2 separate regions of the Homo sapiens genome follow, and region 1 is linked to region 2. A link is an interaction called in ENCODE POLR2A ChIA-PET data of the cell type or tissue named here. Cell type or tissue: CD4-positive, alpha-beta T cell. All regions are shown on one strand. Links, peaks and the distances in the headings refer to the core of each region. The heading gives the core; the rest is flanking DNA. Region 1 overlaps LONP1 (lon peptidase 1, mitochondrial). Region 2 overlaps NRTN (neurturin).

What was found. ChIA-PET counts read pairs that join two places held together with the same protein. Peaks named below come from ENCODE experiments on the same cell type or tissue, not always from the same donor. Only the 100,000 strongest peaks of a DNase experiment are listed, where the experiment ranks them.
Region 1: POLR2A ChIA-PET joins it to region 2 with 6 read pairs; 12 of 35 experiments call an interaction of 5 or more read pairs at or near these places.

The regions. Positions count from the first base shown.
Region 1 is chr19:5,695,987-5,700,363 of GRCh38, forward strand. LONP1 (lon peptidase 1, mitochondrial) reads right to left here. Exons shown (of 18, transcript NM_004793.4): 10 at 3,041-3,219; 11 at 684-771; 12 at 263-385; 13 at 68-184. Among named protein-coding and RNA genes, the nearest start is that of RPL36, 7.9 kb to the left of the region's middle. RefSeq lists an enhancer at 2,985-3,084. In CD4-positive, alpha-beta T cell, for the core only: no CTCF peak of the experiment used is centred there; DNase peaks (open chromatin) are centred at 665 and 2,175.
Region 2 is chr19:5,811,144-5,815,520 of GRCh38, forward strand. The region is part of intron 1 of NRTN (neurturin); the gene reads left to right. Among named protein-coding and RNA genes, the nearest start is that of NRTN, 8.3 kb to the left of the region's middle. In CD4-positive, alpha-beta T cell, for the core only: no CTCF peak of the experiment used is centred there; no DNase peak of the experiment used is centred there.

The DNA.
Region 1 (4,377 bases), core at 146-4,145, 120 kb before region 2:
TCTGCAGGCTCTGGGGGGCGCCCCCTGCTCTGGGAAGGGGACAGCAGTGGGGAGGGGCTGGGCTTACCTCCGCAATGGCCAGCTTCTCCTGGGCCACGTAGCCCGACACGTTGATCATCTCCATACGGTCTCGCAGCGGCTCGGGGATGGTGTCCGTGACGTTGGCCGTGCAGATGAACAGCACCTGGGGGCGGCGGCAAGGTGCTGGGGGACTGGCCGCTTACCCTCCCCAGCAAGCCCAGGCCCCAGACAGGCCCCCCACCTTGGACAAGTCCACGGGCACGTCCAGGTAGTGGTCCAGGAAGTTGGCATTCTGCTCTGGGTCCAGCAGCTCCAGCAGTGCCGACGACGGGTCCCCCTGGTAGCCTCGGCCGATCTTGTCCACCTGGGGCAGCAGACAGCAGGTGGTGCCCCTCGCCGTGCCCCTGGCCAGCCCGCCCAGTGGGGAGACCCCAGGGTCAGGGCTGGGGAGACCCCGAGTGAGAGCGGCACCCACACCCTGCCTTGGACGGGCAGCCTGCTGGGCGTGGCTGTGGGTGGGAGGGACCCGTCCGTGCCATCAGGGCCAGCATCACGGCGATGGCCCCTGAGTTGGCTCGGGGATCCTAGGACCCGGAAGGCTCGGCTTCATCTTGCACACGGCATTGCCGGGTTAGGGGGTCTCCGGGCCTCTCCGCACGCACCTCGTCGATGAGGATCAGGGGGTTCTCCGTCTTGGTCTTCTTCAAACACTGGATGATCTTCCCGGGCATGGCGCCCACGTAGGTCCGCCTGTGGGTGCACAGCGGGGTCAGAGGTCACTTGGTAGCCTGGCTCGGCCACAACGACACCATGCACCCTCCAGGGCCACAGGGGAGAGGCCACCTGGAGCCCCACAAGATGTGGCCATGATGTGGGAGGCGGAAATGCTGGCAGCCGCCGGATGTGTGGCACCTGCAGGCACGCTGGTCACTTGCCCTGACTCGCCAGCTCAGATTCTGGGGTCACTGATTCAAAGCCAGATCTCCCTCAGTCCCATCCCTCAGCTGACACCATGGTGAAAGCCAGACAGGCGCTGGCAGCAGAAGGCCCCCACTCCTCACTGAGGGACGCCAGGCACGCCTCAGCCCTCAAGGGCTGGGGTGATACTAGCCATGGCCAGCACTGGCTCTCAGGAGGGCTTCCTGCAAGCTCTGTGCTCTGCCCCAGCACAGGGGCCCGGCCCGCGACAGGGACAGAAGAATCCCAGGCCCCACGAGAGACAGTGAGGAAGGCTCTGTCTGTGGGATGAAGACACAGGGAGGCAGGGATGGAGGGACTGAGATGCCACTGGGATGTGTGTGACACTTTAAGTGTGCAGGGGGGTAAGGAGTGTCTTAGGGAGAGGCCCCGAGCAACGCACGTGAGGAGAGAGCCACGTGAGGGTCTGAGAGATGTGTTCCAGGCCCAGGACACAGCCCGTGCAAAGGCCCTGAAACAGGACCACGCCTGGTGTGTTAGAAGAACAGTGAGGAGGCCATGAGGCTGAGGCAGAGGGAGGAGGGGGGGAGAGAAGAGGGAGGAGAGGGGGAAGAGGGAGGAGATGGAGAGGGAAGGGGGTAGAGGGAGGGGGAGGAAGAAGAGAGGGAGAGAGAGGAGGGGGTGGGGCAGGTCATGCGGGGTCCTGTGGGCTGCAGTGAGAACTTGGGCTTTGACCGAGGAACGTGGGAGCCCTGGAGAGCTGGGGGCAAAGGAGGGTTTTGCTGCTGTTAATAACAACGATCCATCGCCCCGCAGCCAGTCTCCTGTCCTTGTCCTTGTCTCAGGAACCCAGAGACGTCAGCAGACGCCTGCCCTCCCCGCAGCCCCGCTACCTGGTGACTCCCTCCCAAGGCCAGAGGTGACCCAGGCTTGTTCAGAACCCCGCCAGGGTCTCTCCTCCGGCCCGCACCTCCAGCCATCCCTGAACCAGGCTCCAAGAGGCTTCGCGACCACTTCAAACCGCTTGCCCAGGAAGGACTGGGTGCCCCCCACCCCCACCCCTCCACCTTCACCCAGCTGCTCCTTCCTGCTCAGACCCCAGCCCAACCAAGGGCCTGCAGAACAGGTCCCCTGTCCTCCCCCTCACACCCCCCACCCCCTAGTCAATCTGGGACTCCCCAAAGCTGCACTGGCCCCACCTCCTCCAGCTCCTCCCAACTCCCGGCTGGTCAGAGTGGCCGCCCCCTGGGGACTGGACACTGCGCGGGCCAGCATGCTGTCACCCTTGCAGCGGGCGGGCAGATGCTAGGAAGGCCTGAGCCGGGAGGTCGGGAGCTGGGGATGTTTTTAGAGAAGGCAGAAATGTTCACTTTAAACCTGGACTCAAGTGAATGCCTTGCAGGATGGAAACACGTGGTGGACTCAGCAGATGCCTCACACTCGGCTCTCACTGAGGCTACGGTTTCCAAAGAACCGCTGTCTACAGAGGCTGGCGAGGAGGGAAGCCCCAGAAAAGCCGCGCCCGGCTGCCCACCCAAAGGGTCAGGTGGGAGGGCGCTGAACTCTGAGGGCCGTGGCCCCTGCTTCTGGGCCTGAGGCTGGCCGGGACGAGTGAGCCCACAGAGGCGCCAAGGTTTCTCTGGTGTGCGCGGCCCGGTCCTCACTGGAGACCGTCTCTCCTGACTCCAGCCCACAGGCTTCGGGGTGGGGGGTGGAGCCGACCCCACCCCTAGTCCTGGGGCATCAGCCACAGCCCACATAGACCAGCATCTGCACGGCAAACGCCGGCCCTGCAGCTCTGGCCCGGGCATTGCAGGTCCTATGCTGGAACTACCGGGGGTGTCTGCTGAGGGCCGGCCCGAGAAGTCTCTCTCCCAGGGGTCAAGCCATGGAGGTTCCTGCCAGCGCTGTTTGAGCACCTGGAATCAGCTGGGCCTGAAGTCCGCCACATGGCTGGACTTTTCAGTTACTCCAGCATGAGTGGAATCGGTTGCCCACAACCCGGATTGCTCTACCAGATGTTAAAGGGTGACCGGAGAAGACGAAGCCCGGCAGCACAGCTGAGGGGAGTGCGTGGGGAGAGCTGTCAGGCCAGGCCTACCTGTGGCCCTTGATCTCAGCCACGTCAGTCATGCCCCCGACGCTGAAGCGGAAGTACTCTCGGTTCAGGGCGCGGGCGATGGAGCGAGCAATGCTGGTCTTACCCACGCCAGGGGGGCCATAGAAGCAGAGGATCTTGCCCTGGGTGGAGCCGCGGAGCTGGCTAACGGCAATGAACTCCTGCAGACAGAGGCAGGTTCAGTGGGCACGTGAGCTGGGGAAGCCGGGGACCCGCGCATGACTCTCGCCACCTGCACACTGCCTTTCAGACGTCTGAGGGCTGCGAGAAGGGACCAGGATTGTCCGGGAGGCTGAGCACATCAGAGCTGCCACTGGCCACGGGGAGGGGCAGCCTGTGACAAGGGCTCCATTTAACAATTTAACACCAAAGGACAACTAGGTGCTAGGAGACCGCGGCCACCCGGCAGTGCCAGGCCCGTTCAGCAGTTCCCGGGACCCTGAAGACCGCAAATGCTCCACTCTCTCCGGTCCAACCCAGAGAAGCAGTCCACCAATGCCTCTGGCTCCTGTTTTTTTTTTTTTTTTTTTTGAGATGGAGTCTTGCTCTGTGGCCCAGGCTAGAGTGTACTGGTGCGATCTCATCTCACTGCAACCTCAGCCTCCTGGGTTCAAGCAATTCTCCTGCCTCAGCCTCCTGAGTAGCTGGGATTACAGGTGTGAGTCACCATGCCTGGCTACTTTTTTTGTATTTTTAGTAGAGGCGAGGTTTCACCATGTTGGTCAGGCTGGTCTCGAACTCCTGACCTTGTGATCCACCCGCCTCGGCCTCCCCAAGTGCTGGGATTACAGGTGTGAGCCACCATGCCCAGGCTCTGACTCCTGTTTTTTAACCTTTGACTCCCACCTGCCTGCCTGGTTTCCAATGTCTCAGGAGTGATATTTTAAAAATTAATTTAAAATTAATTAATTTTCAGACAAGGTCTCGCTCTGTCACCCAGGCTGGAGTGTAGTGGTGCATCACAGCTCACTGCAGCCTCCACCTCCCGGGCTCAAGCAGTCCTCCCACCTCAGCCTCCCAAGTAGCTGGGACTGCAGACACGCAACATCACACCAGGCTAATTAAAAAAAATTTTTTTTCCTTTTTGAGACGGAGTTTCACTCTTGTTGCCCAGGCTGGAGTGCAATGGCACGATCTGGGCTCACTGCAACCTCTGGCTCCTGGGTTCAAGCGATTCTCCTGCCTCAGCCTCCCAAGTAGCTGGGATTACAGGCATGCGCCACCACGCCTAACTAATTTTGTATTTTTAGTATAGATGGGGTTTCTCCATGTTGGTCAGGCTGGTCTTCAACTCCCGACCTCAGGTGATCTGCATGCCT
Region 2 (4,377 bases), core at 64-4,063:
CAGGAGAACCGCTTGAACCCCAGAGGTGGGGTTGCAGTGAGCCGAGATCGTGCAACTGCACTCCACAGCGAGACTTTTGTCTTGAAAAAAAGAAAAAAATAGAGGTTTTGCAGCCATTGATTGGATAATAAAAGAAAAAAGAATATGGAGGGAGGAGTGTTGGAAGTGAGTCTTTGAGGAATGAGTAGGAGTTTGCTGACCACCTGTGTTCAAATCCCAGCTCAGCCACTTAGGTTGTTTGAATCTGAGCAAGTTACTTCACTTCTCTGGACCTCAGTTTTCCACCTACCAAATGGGGATAAAATAGTCCATACCTTGATACAAGTTACTACATGTAAAGTGCTTAGAATGGCACTAATAGTGTTGTTCATGAGTGTTAGTTTCAGTTATTATTACTATTATTATTAGAGACGGAGTCTCGCCCTGTCGCCTAGGCTGGAGTGCACTGGCGCGATCTTGGCTCACTGCAACCTCCATGTCCTTGGTTCAAGTGATTCTCCTGCCTGATCCTCCTGAGTAGCTGGGACTGGTGGAGTGCACCACCACACCCGGCTAATTTGTTTTTTGTTTTTTTTTTTTGTATTTTCAGTAGAGATGGAGTTTCACCATGTTAGCCAGGCTGGTCTCGAACTCCTGGCCTAAAGTGATCCACCTGCCTTGGCCTCCCAAAGTGCTGGGATTACAGCTGTGAGCCACCGCACCCGGCCCAGTTATTATTATTATTATTTTATTTATTTATTTTTTTGAGACAGAGTTCGCTCTGTTGCCCAGGCTGGAGTACAGTGGCGCGATCTTGGCCCACTGCAAGCTCCGCCTCTTGGGTTCACGCCATTCTCCTGCCTCAGCCTCCCAAGTAGCTGGGACTACAGGCGCCCAATACCACGCCCAGCCAATTTTTTTTGTATTTTTAGTAGAGACAGGGTTTCACCATGTTATCCAAGATGGTCTCGATCTCCTGACCTCGTGATCCACCCGCCTCGGCCTCCTAAGTGCTGGGATTACAGGTGTGAGCCACCGTGCCGGGCCCAGTTATTATTATTATTATTATTATTTTACCACTATTATTATCATGAAGGAGCCACCATACTCCTCCCCAGAAACCACTATCCCTGACCATCCATCCCTCAGCTTCACTTTGGCAAAGACAGACCCAGAGTCCCTCAAGACAAGCTCATGTGCTGGGACTTGATGCCCAGGGTAGCAGGAAGCCAGCGATAGTTCTAGCAGTTGGGCAGCACTCAGCTTCTGTGCTGGGGGAAGAAGAGGAGAGGCTGGACCTCTTTCTCCGGCAGACCTGGAAGGGGCGGCTGGGGGTGTCTGTGTCTGCACCCCCTGACACATGAAGCCACCCCTAGGTTGGCCTCTGGCCCCCGCAGACGCAGTATCGGAACCAGCTGTGCTTGCCAGATGTTCCTGGTTTGCCCCCAGATGTGTGTCGCCAGTTCGAGGCTGTCCTGGCTGCCTCATCCCTCCCATGGGGTGGGCCCAGGCCCTGGGGCCCTCTGAGGGAGGGGGCACATTTTTGTGGGCTGTGGAATTTGTTTTGTGTTTTGCAGAATCACTGAGTCTTGCCTTGAGAGGCCCAGACCCCTGGCCAAGTCTTGCCCCTCATGGGGCCTCAGTTTCTCCACCAGTGGAACCTCAGGGAACTCCTAGGGGCGATCTAGGAACAGGAGACCAGGAGGCTGCCCTAGGAACAGGCCCAGCTGTGAGCCCTCGAGCTATCAGCACTTGGGGAAAACAGAGGCACAGGCGCGCGAACACATGTATGCCGCGGCGTTCACACACACAGGCACTTCCCCACTGGCATGTTCTGGCTTCACGGCCTGGCATCCTCTACCCATGGGCAGTGGCAAGAGCACAAGAGCCACTTGGTCAAGCTCTTCCAGGTCCTCTCTGGCTTTCCTACAGTGCTGGGTGGCACCCTTCGTGCCCTATTGAAGATGGGAGGCCAGGCATGGTGGCTCACACCTGTAATCACAGCACTTTGGGAGGCAAAGAAGGGAGGATCGCTTGAGGCCAGGAGTTCGAGACCAGCCTGGGTAACATGGCGAGACTTTGTCTCTATTAAAAAAAATTTTTTTTAATTTAAAAAAAAAAACAGATGGAGGCTGGGCACAGTGGTTCATGCCTATAATTCCAGCACTTTGGGAGGCAGAGGCGGGCGGATCACCTGAAGTGAGGAGTTTGAGACCAGCCTGGCCAACATGGTGAAACCCTGTCTCTACTAAAAAATATAAAAGTTTGGCCAGGCGCGGTGGCTCACGCCTGTAATCCCAGCACTTTGGGAGGCCGAAGCGAGCGGATCACTTGAGGTCAGGAGTTTTAGACCAGTCTGGCCAACATGGTGGAACCTCGTTTCTAATAAAAATACAAAAAAATTAACCAGGCATGGTGGCTTATGGCTGTAATCCTACCTACTCGGGAGGCTGAGGCAGGAAAATTGCTTGAACCTGGGAGGCGGAGGTTGCAGTGAGCTGTGATCATGCCACTGCACTCCAGCCTCCAGCTTGGGCAACAGAGCAAGACTCCGTCTGAAAAAAAAAAAAAGCCAGGCATGGTGGCGCACACCTGTAGTCCCAGTTACTCGGGAGGCTGAGACAGGAGAATCGCTTGAACTCGGGAGCCAGAGGTTGCAGTGAGCTGAGATCGCACTGCTGCACTCCAACCTGTGTGACAGAGTGAGACTCTGTCTCAAAAGACAAAATACAAAAATTAGCCAGGCATGGTGACAGGCATCTGTAGTCCCAGCTGCTTGGGAGGCTGAGGCAGGAGAATGGCTTGAACCTGAGAAGCAGAGGTTGCAATCAGCTGAGATAACACCATTGCGCTCCAGCCTGGGCAACAGAGCCAGACTCCGTCTCAAAAAATATATATATATATGGGGAAACTGAGTCACAGGAGGACCAGGAGTGAAACGGAGAGGAAGGAGAAGTGTATGCAGGGCAGCACCCCCACAGGCAAAAGTGTGCAGACTTGGGATCTGCAGCAAGCTCACCCCTCTGTAAACTGAATTCTCAAAGTCAGCCCTGTGCCCTGCAAAAACTCAGCCGAAGATGTCCCTCTAGAAACTCCCATCCAGCAAAGACAGTCATGGGCACAGACACCACGCTTACAGGGCTGGGCAAGAGGAAGGCACCCATGGCTGGGGGTGGCCAAGATGGGTAGCAGGGAAGGGTTTCTGGTGGAGGGGCTGTAGGAGCTAGGGCTTTCAGGGTAGAGTAGGAGTTTGCCAAATTAAGATAGGCCCCAATTCCAGGCCTCCCCAAGATTAGAAGAGATGCCTACATGGAGAGAGGGTCCCCCTCCCTTTCTTCATCTCTCAGGTGCTACTCTTTGAGATCGGGAGTTCTGTAGGACAGAGGCTTTTATCCCTGGGACTGGGTGTGCCCGGCAGGTGTCCCCTGGGGAGTTCGGTGGGAAGGGGAGTGGGGGTGCCAGGGCGTTGCCTGTGCATAAAGATAATGAGCAACATTTCCTGGCATCACCAAGGAAGGTGCCAGAAACACACACCCTTGCGCTGGCTGTCTGTTGCTTTGGTTGATTGGAAGGGCCTGCCTAGCTGTGTGACGTTGGGCTGCTCTTTGCCTCTCTCTGAGTCCATTTCCCTTCTTTCCCCTTCCTTCCCCAGCTGTGGGGATTGTGTGGCCTCCAGCTAAAAGTGGAGGTCTGTCCTAGGTCCTTCTTGCTGCACCTCACACTGCTACGCTCCCAGCCCCTCCAGGAAGGAAGGAGGCTTCCCTCCCTCCAGGCAATGCAGGTTCTCCAGGATTTCTACGTTTTCTCCAGGACTGGGAAGGGATCTCTAGCCAGGCCCTGCACAGGCAATGTAGACGGCACCTGGGATCCCTGCAGGGGTGGACACGGGCAGTGGTCAGGGCGGGGCCGTTCCCTCCTGAGTCCCCCGGCCCCATCTGCTTCCCCTCCTCTCACTCTCCTCCCACCGTGTCTGTGCGCCCTGGAATCTTTGCAGCTGTGGGCGTTGGTGGCGTGTTCACCTGTGCACCCCTGTGTGTGTGTGTGGCCAGGAGGAGGGTCTTGGGGACCTTGGCCAGAGCACAAATGACAATGGATGCTCTTGTGTGTGTCTCTGTGAGACCGGATTACCACGTGTGAGTGGGGAAAACCTGTGTGTGTAAGTGGGATCATGCTTGAGTGTGAGTGTGAAAACACCCTGGTTTTTCACTGTGGGGTTGTTCAAGTGTGTGTGTGTGTGTGCAAACACCAGCACGTGGATATAACGTTTCACCACAAGTGTGAAAGCACTCAAGTGTGTGAGTGTGATTTTTTTTTTTTTTTTTTTTTGGAGACGAAGTCTCGGTCTGTCACCCAGGCTGGAGTACAGTGGCGCGATCTCGGCTCACTGCAACCTCCACC